2 separate regions of the Homo sapiens genome follow, and region 1 is linked to region 2. A link is a loop called in an ENCODE intact Hi-C map of the cell type or tissue named here. Cell type or tissue: K562. All regions are shown on one strand. Links, peaks and the distances in the headings refer to the core of each region. The heading gives the core; the rest is flanking DNA.

Region 1 (8,355 bases), core at 302-8,301, 260 kb after region 2:
ACCAGTCATAGTAGCTGAAACCTATGCTACTGTACAGAGAGGTTACCCGATTTTATGATTCTTCTACCAACATATTCTTTTATTAAAGCATTTATAGCCTAGCTACCAAAAAACATTTGGATTTGTCACACATTTTTCAATGTCTGTAAGTAAAAGGAAACTACACAGTAGATTCATTCAATTGTTAATCATTCATTCATTCAACAGTATTTACAGGGCATCTCATGTGTCAAGCTACCATTTTCTCCTTCTCCAGTGGTAATAGCATTAAGTCCAGTATGTTTCATGCCATTTTCCTGAGGAAAATGAAATATCCTTTATGAGTATAAAACAAAAAATGAAATAAACAGGAAGTAATACTATTTTAGTATCAAATATAGTCTATTAGAATTTAAGTTCTTAATTGGAGTATGCTCCTTTAATTAGTGTGCTCTCTGTACATCTTAAGGTCATACATATTAAATAACCAACTGTTAATAAATACTAATGAGTGGTGTACACCATGAAAGAACTTTAAATATTTAGTTTGTAAATCCAGTGAGAGACCTGAATTCTTTATCTGAAACATGAGTTTTCCTTTGCTCTTATCCACCTGTTTTTTGTTGGTTTGTTTATTTGTTTTTCATGTGAGTAAAGACTTAGGGAAATGTCTGCCTTTGAGACATACAATCTTATTACACCTATTGTAAACCCTGTTTAAATGTATTGATTTAAATATAATTTTCTTTTGTCACGGTGTATATATTCTAGCTAATATATATTGTTTTTGTCTCTTTGAATAATAAAAAGCAAGTCTTCTATAAGACACTAAAACAAAGAACTTTAAAAAACTGTTGGTTTCTTATGGCAACTTTAGAGAAGTTGACAAAAATGTAAATGTTCAGAGACATTTTGTCAACCTGAAAGTTTTTTGATTTTATCTTAGTGTTGATACTCTAGAGTCAAACTCTAATACAAGTGCAATTAATTTATTTGAAAGAAGCTTGGAAGTGGGAAAACGATACACATGAGTTAAGAAAAACAGTGTGTCCATTATTATGTCAGGTTCCATAAATAACCACTAAAATTTAATCTTGTGAAGGAAATAGGAGAAGAGGTTTTGGGTATAGACTACAAGGGGAGCAACGGCAATATAGCTGGCCCCTTTCTGAAGAGGTTCTCAACACTGAAGTAAGGTAGACTTAACAGTGCTGCAAGAAAATGATGCATATTATCATTGGGAAACCTAATAGCTTTTGTGGAATAACATGCAATCATATTGACAGAACTGCATTGTTAACTACATATTATCACTGTCTGGGACTCACTCAGTAAAGAAATGTGCCCTTTTCTCTCCCTCATTCATGACATATCAATTCACAGGAGAATATAAGGTCTAAAAACATTTGGCATTGCCTGAGTTTTGAATTAAATGAGATTGAAAATTTTTAAATTCTCTCAATTTTAATAACTAATAGATATCTGAAGGTTATAAAATTGACAGAGACAAAGCATTAAAAGGGGGAATTAAAAGAGCAATATTACACCTACAATCATCTGATCTTTCACAAAATGAACAAAAAGAAGCAATGGGGAAAAGATTCCCTGTTCAATAAATGGTGCAGGGATAACTGGCTAGCCCTATGCAGAAGATTGAAACTGGACCCCTTCCTTAAGCCATATATAAAAATTAACTCAAGATGGATTAAAGACTTAAATGTAAAACCCAAAACTATAAAAACCTTGGAAGACAACCTAGGCAATACCATTCAGGACTTAAGCACGGGCAAACATTTCATGACAAAGATGACAAAAGCAATTGCAACAAAAGAAAAAATTGACAAATGGGATCTAAATAAACTAAAGAGCTTCTGCACAGTAAAAGAAACTCAACAGAGTAAACAGACAACCTACAGAATTGGAGAAAACTTTTCAAAATATGCATCTGAAAAAGGTCTAATATCCAGAATCTGTGAGAACTTAAACAAATTTATAAGAAAAAAAAACGAACAACCCTATTAAAAAGTGGGCAAAGGACATGAACAGACACTTCTCAAAAGAAGACATACATGTAGCCCATAATCATAGAAGAAAAGCTAAACACCACTGATCACTAGAGAAATGCAAATCAAAACCACAATGAAATACCATCTCATACCACTCAGAATGGCGATTATTAAAGAGTTAAAAAAATAACAGTTGCTGGGGAGGTTGTGGAGAAAAAGGAATGCTTTTACACTCTCAGTGTTGGTGAGAGTGTAAATTAGTTCAACCATTGTGGAAGACATTGTGGTGATTCCTCAAAGACCTAAAGACAGAAATACCACTCAATCCTGCAATTCCATTACTGGGCATATACCCAAAGGAATATAAATCATTCTATTATAAAGACACATGCATGTGTGTGTTCATTGCAGCACTATTCACAATAGCAAAGACATGGAATCGACCTAAATACCCATCAGTGATAGACTGGATGAAGAAAATACAGTACATATATGCCTTGGAATACTATGCAACCATAAAAAAGAACAACATCATGTCCTTTGCAGTGACATGGATGGAGCTGGATGCCATTATCCTTAGCAAACTAATGCAGAAACAGAAAACCAAAAACCACATCTTCTCACTTGTAAGTGGGATCTAAATAATGAGAACAAATGGACACATAGAGGGGAAAAATATACACTAGGATCTATCTGAGGGTAGAGGGTAGGAGGAGGGAGAGGATCAGACAAAATAACTAATGGATACTAGGCTTAATACCTGAGCAATAAGAAATCTGTACAACAAACCCCCCATGACACACGTTTACCTATGTAACAAACCTGCACATGTACCCCTGAACTTAAAATAAATGTATTTTAAAAAACACAGACATGGAATATTAATTCAGTCACATGGTATTATTGTACCTAACCCCACCCCAATCCTAAAATCAACTAATCGATATGCATTTTGAGTTTCAGAAATTTGATAGAAAATTAGAAATATATAAAATACTAAATCAGTACATTTGCTTGACACCCATCTAACCTGATTTATAATAAAGACATTTATTCACCCAGTCATAGTGGCTCATGCTTATAATTCCAGCACTTTGGGAGCCTGAGGTTGGAGGATTGCTTGACTTGAGCCCAGGAGGTTCCAGGTTGCAGTGCGCTATGGTCACGCTACTGCACTTTAGCCTGGGTAACAGAGTGAGACTCTGTCTCAAAAAGAAGAAGGAAAAGGAGAAGGAGAAGGAAGAAATGTATTCTATTTATGTTTACTCTGCTTTTGTTTCTACATTCTTATTACTCCTAATGTGAGAGGCACTTTTTGAATCTTCGACTCCTTAGCAGTCATTCTCCCTTCACCTTGTTTCTCACTAAAGAAACACACCTTGCCAATTCTCCAACTACATGTTAGCAGCAGAGAACATGGGGGTAGGCATGTGACCAAGGTCTCACGGAAGAGATTGGCTCAAAGTCTGATACATGACTCAGGTCCACTTAAACGAAGTTGAATTTTCACTTAAGAAAATAGAAGTGCTATCTTTTCCATTAGATTTGAACCTGAGAGGATATAACTGTGGATCTTCTGAGGCTGTAGCACAACCAAAGAGAGTAACTCTGCAGTAGTATCAATAGGAAGAAAATACTACCTAGAACTGTGTAAGTTTTGAGTCATGATGTCATAGAAGCCTGTGAACCCAGCTTTAGTTATGCACTGGAATTTTCTGTGACATGAGATAATAACTTCCTCCTACTGTTTTATCATTTGCTTACATCACTCTGAGTTAAGGATTTTTTAATCAGTAACTAAAAAATGGCTATATAATAATTCAAAAGCCATTTTAACTAAAGTTCTAGAGAATTGGTTTTTTTACTCCATCTATTATTCTAGAAAAGATTAATTATTACTATAGATTATTCTTCTAGTTTGATAAATCTTCATATGATTATATTGTTCTGTAATTTCCCCTACAAATTTCATGAATAAAATAAATTTTATTAATTTTATTATTTAATCAAACATATCTAATATATCAATAGATACACCCTTTAAGAATAATTCAAAAATAATGCAAATTAGTTCAACAAATAGTATTCATATATTACAAGATAAACAAGTCATTCATTTGTTTGGCAGAATTCCTACTGATTTTAACTTTATTTTATGAGGTTTTTCTATTTTCCACAGAAGGAAAGGGCTGGAAAAATCATATAATGCAAAAGTTCTCTTTGTGATATGATTCCCTGAACTGAAGAAAAATTTTCCAAATACACAAACCAAAACATATGATTAGCGTCCATACCATTTTTAGGGTGGTAATACATGCAGTGTGATTATGTTTTAATTTTTGAAAATTTAAAATACTGCTTTAAAAAGATTCAAAAAATAATGTCTTCTCAGTTTCTGCATACAGTTTTCATCGCCTAAAAGTAGGTGTCAAATATCTGTTATTATTTATTGATTGATCTGGCAATATTGATTAATCTAGTAACAATAATGATTACCCAAAATAGAATTTTGTACACTCACACATTTTTCACCAAATTATACGTTTTCAATTTTTAAAATACAATCAATTTAAGTTACTAATTGCCAAATAAATGCCTTATAAGAAGGAAATTGCTATATAATGATACACCCTACTATTCAAAGAAATTCAGAGGCAGCTTATATCCCCATAAGTGTAGGATAGTGACATGCCCATGAAAAGCTACCTAACAGTGCCATCTGGTGGAGAGAACGTATAGTGATTGTATGTGAATATATGTCATGTCTGAACTTATTTTTTTGGTATCAACTTTTATTTTAAGTCCCAGGGTACATGTGCAGGATATGCAGGTTTGTTAGTTTTTAATAAGTAACTAAAAATGGCTATATAATAATTCAAAAGACGTTTTAACTAAAGTTCTAGAGACAGTTTTTTTCTCCATCTTTCTATTATTCTAGAAAAGATTAATTTTACTATAGATTATACTTCTAGTTTGACATATCTTCATATGACTACATTGTTCTGTGATTTCCCCTACAAATTTCATGAATGAAAATAAATTTTATTAATTTTATTATTTAATCAAACGTCATATATTAATACATACATCTTTTAAGAATAATTCAAAAATAATACAAATTAATTCAACAAATAGTATTCATATATTACAAGATAAACAAGTCACCCATTTGTTTGGCAGAATTTTTAGTTACTGATTAAAAACAGGTAAACGTGTGCCATGGTGGTTTGCTTCACAGATCAACCCATCACCTAGGTATTAAGCCTAGCATCCATTAGCTATTCTTCCTGATGCTATCCCTCCTCATGCCCTCCCAACAGACCCCAGTGTGTGGTGTTCCCCACCATGTATCCATATGATCTCATGTCTGAACATTTTTAAACTTTAAAAAAAACCTGACACTTTGTGACATTTTAGCTTTCAGTATAATGTGACAAATGCAATTTTATTAACAGTATTACATTTGTTTAAGCAATTTAAAATTTATACAAAGAAATAGAATTATTCCTTCCTTTGCTCAGTTGTGTGTGTATACCAGATGAAGAACATGTCAAATATGACTCATTTTCTGTCGTCTAACTCTATTTTTGTCCATAGAATTTATAACTCTTTGGCATCTCTCTCCCCAATAACACAAACTGCTTGAGAGGAGAATCAGCTTTTCTCATGTCCATCAGTGATTTCCACAGTGTTCAGTCCAAAAGGCCTATTGGTTATATCCCCATCCTTAAAGAAGGACCTAAACCATACTAAATAAGTACTTGTAAAATAAATGAATGAATGAATATTGTGTTAAATTCTAGGTATTGCTTCATTTGAAAGGCCCAGATAATATGGTAGAGTACATTCATAAGGGTGGCCAGTATTGTCATATTCAGCCATGACAGATAAGATGTAACTGAAGTCATTATGAAAGTTGAATGTTATACAAGAAGACTGAAGTCATTGCCATTACACGGTTAACAGATGTATCAAGAGGTTTGATTTATTCTCAAGGATACATAGAGTATAACAAAAAACAATGGGAGGAAGCAACATGAAAGTACCTCGCTGCTCAATGTGAGGAAAATTTTCTAAGAAGCAGAGTTTTTTGAAAATGAAATAAACTGCCTTCAAAAATATAAGACTCTGCACTGATGAAGCTATTTAAGTGAATTCTAATTGGTTACTGATTTAGAATGCATACAGATAGTATTCATTTTGAATTATTTGTTAGATTATTTAAGACGCATCTATGACATAACACAGAATCTTTTGCATTTGAAGGTATTAAACACTTAAGGTACTTAAGAGAGCACCTAAAATTTAAATCGCAGGGTTTTTTATTTTCACCTGGTTGTCATTTCCTATCTTTAGGTAGAATATGGTTTCCAGTCTTTTGGGGGATTATTTATATGCATGAATTCTATAATTCAGACAATTATAATTAAACACTTCTTTAAGAATAATTAATTTCTGTCCCATAATCATCTGATACTTATTATCAAGACTAAAATTATTTTATTTAACTAAAAACGACACCAAGAGTATCTACCCACTTTAAGAGATAGCTTTAAAATTTAAAACATGATTTCTCACTTAATAAAACTACCCCCACCTCTGTGAGATACGAGATTCTGGGAAATGTAAAAGAAATAATTTGAATCATGACTTAATTATTGGGTGTCTAAAATTAGCCTCAATTAGGAAGTATAAAATATTTTATTTTTTATCAACAGTTAGCAACTGCCTTGTTTTCCTTCTAATTATTCTGAATAGATAAGTAGAAAGACAATATTGCACTGTTTTTGGTAGGTTGCAGGTTCAGCATTCTCATCATTTTAATCTTTTTTTCATATTTACCAATTTTATTCATTATAGTCAGGGAATTCCTTCCCATAATTATTTTCCTGGAGTTATCCCTAGCATGACAAGAGGAAAACTTTTTTAGAAGATGCTGAGTATAATAGATGCCTTTGGGAAAACTTGGACAGGGTTATTTTTTGGCAGCTATTCCTCAAATCCTGTGTATACTCAATTACTATGATAAGTTGCTTGTGATGTAATTTGATATTTATCTCATATAAAGTTCAATGGGCATTAACGGTAACATTATTTCATTATTCTGTTGTGTGGCTGCTCTGGTTAAATAATAATGCATTATACCACATAGTGTCGAATATAATTCAAACCAGAACTATTCAATCTGATCAACTAAACAACAGCCATGAGGCAATAAATGCATACAGTATCTATACATCTGATGTGAGCTGAAGGAAATAAAAATAAGAGTATTTTACACAGGCAAAGTGAAGATTGTAACATGTTTATTTGCCTAATATCTTCTTTGAATTCTTCAAAAAAATCTTGGTAGTATCCTAACAGAAATTGTTTAAATTGCATTCTGCAATTCAAACTGAGTTAAAAAAATATTTAAAATGCCAAGGAATTGGGTAAATTATCATTTACATTTTACAATTAATTTTTCTAGAAGTAAGAGAACCTATAACACAAATTTGTCCACAGAGAAGGGGAACAGTTTTAGGAAGATATTTTTCCCCATTTATTCTATGTTATGTCTATTAAACCTAACAAATAATTAAAGAACAGCACTTTCACTGAAGGAATAATAAATGTAAATCAATTTAAAACTAACTTCTAGCTATTCAAGAATGTAAAATGTGGTAAACTAGAAGCTATACATTACACCTTCAAAAAGATTTAGAAAAAAGGAGAGAGAGAGACTTGTGGTTAAGGGCAGATGTAATTCTCCATAGAAGGAATAAGAAAATTGTGTTTGCAGATATATTAGTTACTTTTAACATACGGACTCTTTGGGAATTAACCTAATAATGTTGACATCCACCCAACAGAATCTTATGGTGTGTGTGTGCGTGTGTGTGTGTGTGTGTGTCAAGTATGAAAATATAAAGGAAATGCTAGTATCTTACCCTATATTTTTTAACATTTAATGTATCACTTAAAGCTGTCTCAAGCTTGAGCTGCACTGTAATCATTTATCTAAGGAATTTCTTAAGGTTATTTTTAATTTTGTTCCTTACTATATTCACTTTTTAATAGGGCCCAATGAGACTGATTAAAATTATGAGTTATTTTATGCGGGCTTTATTTTAGGTAATTCACAGCAGGATACAAAAGTTTCATTCCACCAGTGGGAATCATCTGATTACTCTGGAGCAACCTATAGCTAATTACGGCAAAGCCAGATTAATTTGTATACTTGAGAAATTAGCTTCCCTATACCCAATTATACTTGAGACCAGCGGGTCTCATCTTCACATTAACCTTCTCAAAGGCACAAATCTCTCTTAGGTCTCCCCCTAACTGACACACTAAACTGTGAAAATAAAGTATCCGTTTACACACCCAG
Region 2 (8,355 bases), core at 63-8,062:
GATTATATCACATTGTATTATACTCTTCACTATACTTGTATTTCTCCCGTATGTTTCTGTAAACTTCTTTAGAGACAATATTTTATATATCCTTATTTTCTCTTATATCTGGCCTATGTAGGGTTCTTGGTAAGTTTAGTGAAGAAATAAAACAGATTTGTCTACATAGTGACAGTAAGCTATATTTTTAATGCTTATTCCTGTCAGTTGGTTCAAAGTTCTTATTTTCATACCTGTTTCAAACTGCACTATCATTTTTAGTACATTCTTAGACAAAAGGCCAGACTATTTTCAATTCAAAGTTCTGCAAATGCTATTTTGCTAATACATTTTCCAGAGTTTTTTTTTGCTCTCTGAACTATTTCTTTCTTTACCTTGATATTATAATTCCTTACATGCTATTGTTATCTGCTTGGTTGTTTATAGTAATCTCTTTCCTGACCTTTTCCTTCCTAAGAACTTAGAATTTTTTTTTCCTTTTTTCCAGAATTTGATTCTCATATATCATTTTCTAGAGACTAGAATTGTTTTACTCTCTGTTTTCCTCTTTTTTTAAAGGCCAAAACCACCTACTATGTGTCTAAAGATTCATTTCTTTTCTAAGAGAGACTTCGGATTCTCTTATGGAAAAATCAGGTGGAATTCATACAGATTATATGCATGGATATACCCAAGAAGTTCAAAGATATCCTAATACTCTTAGGATCAGTGGATCTTTAGGGTCACTCAAAAGTAAACACTATGAATAGGAGCTTTGTTCTTTCTCTGTTACATCTTTTACTGCTGTGGAGACTCTGCTTGACACATAGCATGTGTTCAACAATTTTTCAATGAGTTAATGTACCTTTTATACAACTGTATCTGTATTTTTATCTCTTAAAAAGCAGAGTTTTAAAAGTTTTTTTGAAAAACCCATTTTTAAAAAGTATTTTAAAGTTTAGACAATATTAAGCTAAAAGGCTTATACTGCAATGTCAAGAAGATTAGAATTGCTGCTATGCTTATGATTATTACCAAGGTAGAATTTTCTTTTTTGTTTAAATAATTTGCTTTCTTATTTATATCCTAAAGTCTGTTTCTTTCATACCAACACTCCTAGTACATTTGCTGATTAATACAACCTGAATGTATTAGTGAAATAGTCTTTTTATTTGCATAATTCTAGTTCCACCCATCTCTTTCTACACATATTAGAAGGTTCATTTAGTTGCCCAATTTTCTGTGCTATAATAGAACCAACCTCAGTGAGGAGTGTTTTTAGAGAAACAAAAATACTTAGCATAAAGAAATATGAACAAACCTACTTCTTGTAATAGAAAAATAATGTCATTACATTTCCATAGCCTGGAATAATCATGGAGTTTAAAACACTGTATTATTCAGCTTTTCTTTGCCTGGTCAGAACCCCTCCCTCTTTTTCCAGTACATCAGTCCACCTAAAATACTACAGCATTCTAAATTTCTTATGACCCAACACTTTTGAGTTAAGGAAAACAACGCTACAATAGCAGTATATTTCTTTTTTCTTTTCTTTTCTTTCTTTTTTTTTTTTTTTTGCAGTGAATGGAAGCCAGATACAGGATAAGGTAAAAGATATGTGGGTAGGAAAAGTTTAGTTTTAGGTCTTTTTTTTTTTTTTTAATCCTGTCTTTTTTGGTGATTCTATTACCCCTCAGGAGGGGTAATCATGGTTAAGTTTCTTTGCTATGTTGGAATTCTCAGGAGTTTGGAACCAGGTATAGTGAAAAAATAACTGTGACTACTCAGCTAACAGTTTTTAAATTTTTTTCTATAATTAAATTAATTAATTTCTAATTAATGTTATACAAATTCACTCATCCTTATATTTTCAAAATGAACAGATAAATGGTAGTAATTTGGAGAATGCTGGGGAATTTAGAACACAACTTATGAAATGGGAGAAAATATTTACAGACCATATATCTGATAAGGGCTTAATCTCCAAAATACATAAAAAATTCCTACAATTCAATAGCATAAAAAAGACAATGCAATTTAAAAACAGGCAAAAGAGTTGAATAGAAATTTCTCCAAAGAAGACTTATGAGTGGCCAAAAGGTATATAAAAAGATGCTTAATATCATCAATTATCAGGGAAATGCATATCAAACTACAATGAGATATCACCTCACACATATAAGGATGGCTATTAAAAAACAAGAAAAACAAAACAAAAGGTAACTTTGGGCAAGTACATAGAGAAATAGAAACGCTTGTACACTCTGGTTAGAAATGTAAAATGGTGTAGCCACCATAGAAAATAGTATGAAACTTTCCTCAAAAAATTTAAAATATAACTACTATATGATCCAGTAATCCCACCTGTTGGTATATATGCAAAATTATAGAAATAAGGAGTTTAAAGAACTAACTTTACTCTTAAATATTGAGCATTATTCACAATAACCAAGATATGGAAACAACCCAAATGTCCATCAACAGATGAATGGATAAAGAAAATGTGGAATATATAATACAATAATGGAATGTTGTTCAGCTTTAAAAAGAAGAAAATCATGTGATTTGTGACCACACAGATGAACCTACAAGAGGTTATACTAAGTGAAATGATCCAGTTACAGAAGGACAAATACTGCATGATTATACTTATATATGGCATGTAAAATAGTCAAATTCACAGAAGCGGAGAGTTAGAATCTTGGTTGCCAAGGGTTGAAGTGATGGGAAAATGGGGAGTTGTTGTTCAATAGTTATAAAGTTTCAGTTATGCAGGATGAGTAAGTTCTAGAGATCTGCTGAACAACATGGTGCCTATAGTTAACAAACCTTATTGTGCACTGGAAAGGCTTAAGAGAATAGATATCATGTTAAGTGTTTATGTAAAAAAAAAAAAACCCAAAAACTAAAAAGAATCCAAGAAAACTAACTTAAGACTCACAGAAACTTTGGAGGAGTGATGGATATGTTTATCACCTTGATTGTGGTGATGGTTTCATGGTTGTGTGCAAGTGCAGTTTTTAGTATAGATTATACCTCAATAAAACTGTTAAAACGTATATAGTGAGGACCATGAGACTATCTAAATGAATCGTAACTTCTGTAAGTATTAACAGGCTGCAGCACATTCTGCAGAATAGCATTCAGCCCTAGACTCACTGGTCTAAGTTCCTTGTGAATAGACTAGGCTATCGGTGAATTGCATCTACAGGTGTAAGTTCAACAATACGGTTTGGAGAGGAGATAGAATACTTGTTCTGACGGTCTTAAAGACAAAATTTACCTATTTAATTATTGGACCTATGGTTTGCCCTTTTCTACTTTTCACCTTCTCACACGATCCTTTACCTGAACTTTGAGTTTAACCAGCCTCTCATCTCTTTTTCTCTTCAGAAATGCAATGGCACTTTTAATTTTTTTTTCAGTCTTTATATTGTATTGACTAAGAGTGAATATATCTTCCTCTTTTTCAGAAGACAAGTTGTGACAAGTGTATTTTGCCTCCACAGCTTTTGTTCTCCACACTCAACTTTCTAAATTCCCAACCTCTTTTTGCCTGATTCCCTGAGGTATACTGGCTGTGTGCATTTATTGCATGGAGTTCTCCACTCTTCTCAAGGAATTAAGCAGCTCTGGATCCTTCTCTCTCTTTGCTTTCCTGTCAGAGCACATCCACTAAATTCTGTGTTAGGATATGCTTCCACCTAGCTGTTGGAAAATATGATGCAAGCCATGCACAAGGCGAGGCTCTGTATTTTGAAACTCATTTAATTTACACTAAAATTACCACTGGCCGGGCGCGGTGGCTCATGACTGTAATCCCAGCAATTTGGGAGGCCAAGGCGGGCATTCAAGACCAGCCTGACCAACATGGAGAAGGCCCATCTCTACTAAAAATACAAAATTAGCCGGGTGTGGTGGCACATGCCTGTAATCCCAGCTACTCGGAAGGCTGAGGCAGGAGAATTGCTTGAACCTGGGAGGTGGAGGTTGCGATGAGCCAAGATCTCGCCATTGCACTCCAGCCTCGGCAACAAGAGCGAAACTCCGTCTCACGAAAGAAAGAAAGAAAGAAAGGAAGGAAGGAAGGAAGGAAAGAAGGAAAGAAGGAAATTACTACTGTAGTGTTTATCCAATGCTTTACTTTATTCTTCCAGAAATACTTGCATTTGACTAGGTTATTTAGTGTGTATAATTCTCTGAATTAGAAATATCAAAGACATTTGTCACAAGTATAGTTTTCTGGGACACAGAGCTAATACGTTTTAGCCAGGAAATAGGCAAATGAGGTTAGGCCCTAGTGGATAAATTAGAAATTAGAATAGCTGTGGTATAATTACCAAGAGTTTCATATGCACATCAATATTTGAGAACCACCTAGGCAATTAAGGAAGTTTGTTGCCCGCCCTTGACATCATCATCTAAGCTGCCTATCAGTGTTGTCCCTTATGCCATCAGCAATCACCTAATTTATATATTTATAATTTCAGGCACAAATGAAGGATGACTAAAATACTAACTGGCTTCTTTAATTTGCATTATGGGTCTTATTTTGTTCATGTCATCTCTGACCATTATGACATTCTTCAGCAAGAGGAAATGAGTTTATTTCTGTTCATGGAGCAATAACTGCTTCCAGTCCTTAGCCTGCATTAATTATTTATAATGGTAGCTACAAACATATGTCTTATCTGACAACACAGTCTCTAGGGTTCTTGCTATTTCTCCATCACTCAATGAAATTGTATCTCCTTATAAGATACCAATTAGTTTGTTATATGAATGCTTTTTCACCTGCTTTGCGTATAAAAAATTACTGCAAATATCATCAGTCTTCTGGGCCTGGGAAAATGAATTCCTTACTCTTATGGACATGTGCTTCATAAAATCCCATGTGATACATATGGCAAGGCCCATCTTGCTTTAAAGGTACCATTACAGGAAAATACATACTTATGCAGAAAGCCTAATACAAATCTGTTAAGAGAGATGGTACGAATCTGGCATAATGAGAATGAAGATGCTAACAGAGCATACTGGCCAGTAAGACACAGTCAGCTTGTCACATATGCTTACTTCTTAGTACTTCTTAGTGAAACTCTCAAGGTTTTTCAAGAAATCCATAAAACTAAAACTGTTGCCTTTGATTACCTTACTGCCCCCAAAACTGGTCTCTTTGCGAAACTCTCACACTATTCATCATCTTATTCCAGGAAAGAAAAACAGTTCCTTGTTTTCAAATATTCTGAGGTTTTTCATGTTGCCTCAATCCTCTTTCATGCAAATACCATTTTTGACTTTGTTAGATAAAGTCAATGTATTCTAAGTTTTGCTTTTATACAAGCAAAGTAGTGTACTAGTAATTTACTATGCCTTTTTCTTTGATTTTGGTTTAAGAACTAATTTTCTCCCAACTACTTCAGGGTCATGAAAAGTGCAATAAGCAGCATAAACTATGAAGTAACTGAGAATTGACATCCTTTCTGTCATCTTCGTTTTCATGCCTCTCCCTTTGAACACACACTAGGAAAAAGCTATCTTAGTGAAATAGTCTTCTACGCCTTGATCGTCTTGTGCAGTGCAGTGCATCATGAGCAACAACACAAAGGTCTCTCGGTCTTAGTGTCACTTAGACATTAAGGGAGCATTTTTGTTGAACTAATAAATATGAGGGATTGAATTATTTCTGGCCAGACATTTAACCATAAGAGAATATTTACAATTTAGAAAAAAGCTAACATTATAAGCAATGTAATATAAGCAATGTAATATGCTTTTTTGTATATATTCCAAGGATTTGGAAGCATATTTCTGTGTGTCCTTTATATTTTATGGGTGACCACAAACTACTGCATGTGTGACTACACAGGAATGCATAAATATGTCCTAGCTATGATGTTTAGTCTTGTCAAAGATCTGTTAATAGTTTAAAAACATGTTCGCTACAGTTTTCCATATTAAAAATTTGAAACAAGCTTAAACTAGCAAAATTACAGAAGAGTACTCCAACAAAAATTTCTTTCTCTTATCTCTCAAATGAGAAAGTAATTGTCATACCTACCTTAAAATACTTACTGTTTTGATAATTTTTCACGATTTCAGGTGGCAGCTCCCTAATGGGTTGAACTGTGTTGTGTTAAGGAAGTTGTAACTTTGTACTGGTTTAACTTGATCATCAACCTTCAGGTACTTCCTGAAGGATCTTGAGGTCTCCTAGTTTTGCATTTTCACGCTACAATAAACACTCTTTTTAGAAACTTCCTTATTTTACACTTTGGAAATATTTTCCTTGGACTCTGTCATAATGGTAAGAAATTTTGATGTAAGGGAGGAAAGCAACAGATTTCCTCTGATTTCAGAAGAGCAGAGAGTTAGCTTTTCTATCCCCAAAATATTTATTTTTTCTGCTCTATCTCTTGGAAGTGCACTGGGATCATATGAATAAATAGAGGATCCTTAGTGGCCAGGTTCAAACATCACTAATGAAGCTTCTGTGTAATTAACTTTGGCAAAGCAACTAAAATAGGAGGCAACAGAGACACTTTCTTTTGAGAGAGTAATGCAGAACAATAGCATCAGATAGAGGCCTGGTGCCCATGCTAATGAGAAAAATAATGCACAAGTCTGATTCTATTTCCTAATACACTTTTATAAGGATATGAGTATGTCTGTTTTTTAATAATCAAAATATTTTGCTTAATCTAATCCCCCATAATATAATTTGGTGAAGTATCTACCATATATGGAAATCAGTGTGGATGAAAGTTACTATGTATACAGAGATATTGTAAAATCAGTTCATATTGTGTTAATCATAGGATAACTTATTTACATTTGAAAAACAGAAGAAATTACATAGGTCAGATATATTATTTATTCTGTCTACAGACAATGTCTTGTAAGACCATCATTACATGGATGACCTTCAAAAACAGTTCACACCATTAAGAACCACTGTTTCAATGCATTCCAGCTTTGTAATGTTTGTTTCTGGGATTTTTAAATAAGCGTATTTAAAAGTAACATCTCAAACTGACTGTGAATGCTTTAAAAGTGCACAAAATTAGGTTTGGAGGGCTGGCCAGAAGTATTGCTTAAGGTTAAATAACAAAGAGATATGAAAGTCATAGCCTCTATGTAAATTTTTATCAATAAGATTTTATTGTTTCTTTTGTGTATGTTATGCTTCCATCATTAGATTCATTGTCAAGTATTTGTGTAGTTCTATGTTATTTTCAATTATATATAATATATAGTTATATAATATTTACATATTATTTATACATAGCATATTTTTGATATAATGATATTAGAAATTCATTTAATTTTGCAGATTACCATTGCTCCATCAACATTGTTAAACTTAATTATACTATTAAAATTGTCTATAGAATATGTTGAATGTTTTTATGTACACTTCGTAGATTTTTTAATGATTATTCAGGGCCCCTCCATTTAAAAGAAATTTATTTCTTGACCTGTAGACTTCCTTTGAAGTGAAAATATAGCAGCAACAGCCTAGGTTATGCTGCAGTAGTGAAAATTTTAGTAAAGTCATCACCTGAGATAATCTGAAAGGTAGATATATACCAAAAGCATCTGTGGCTTTATGAATGGGAATTTGGAATTAACCTGTTTGCTATAAAGAAACTGATAAAAGAATTGGCCTATTTGGCACTTGGTATGAATGGGAATAGAGAAGATCCACAAACAACTGGGAATTAGATTTGAAGATCCAACCATATCTCACCTCCCCAAGTTAAAAATAAAATTTAGTCATTCTTTGAGGTATATTAAAACCATCTCACAGCAAGAACATGCCAGTGATGTTGCTACCACATTATTTGTTTCAGCCTCTGAATCTATTAACTCAATATCTTAACATTAAGTATGTAATTTCTGTTGGGTGTGGGACTTTTTCAGAAGGACATAGCTCTGCCTTAAAAATCTCTTAAGTTTAAAGTATCTGTAATTAAGTGTAAATAGGCACTTAAAAATAATAATGAGTGAGATTATTGATATATACAAGTAAGAATCCAGCATGTTAAAAGAGGATCATGTTTTTGAGTGGTTAGCCTGGGTAGGAGAGATTGAATGTAAATCAATTTTCTGCTCCACAGTCTGTAGACAAAAAGAAAAAGAAAAAAGAAGGCTAAGAAATAAACTTAGTCCCAAGGGAGTTTTATTTTTCTTTAATGTTTGTTGAGGGAAGTCAGGGACCCTGAATGGAGGGACAAGCTGAAGCTATGGCAGAAGAACATAAATTTTGAAGATTTCATGGACATTTATTAGTTCCCCAAATTAATACTTTTATAATTTCTTTTGCCTGTCTTTACTGCAATCTCCGAACATAAATTGTGAAGATTTCATGGACAT

Evidence for each region. A loop is a pair of places that touch in the nucleus more often than their neighbours do. Peaks named below come from ENCODE experiments on the same cell type or tissue, not always from the same donor. Only the 100,000 strongest peaks of a DNase experiment are listed, where the experiment ranks them.
Region 1: a loop joins it to region 2, with 2.3 times the contacts of the local background. A loop is called at or near these places in 3 of 110 quality-filtered maps.

The regions. Positions count from the first base shown.
Region 1 is chr12:55,185,503-55,193,857 of GRCh38, reverse strand. No RefSeq gene overlaps it. Among named protein-coding and RNA genes, the nearest start is that of OR10A7, 31 kb to the left of the region's middle. In K562, for the core only: a CTCF peak has its summit at 4,705 (motif pointing left); a DNase peak (open chromatin) is centred at 4,677.
Region 2 is chr12:55,441,845-55,450,199 of GRCh38, reverse strand. It overlaps OR6C2 (olfactory receptor family 6 subfamily C member 2), which reads right to left and starts at 6,124. Exons shown (of 2, transcript NM_054105.2): 1 at 6,041-6,124. The region is part of intron 1 of LOC124902940 (a long non-coding RNA gene); the gene reads left to right. In K562, for the core only: a CTCF peak has its summit at 3,691; no DNase peak of the experiment used is centred there.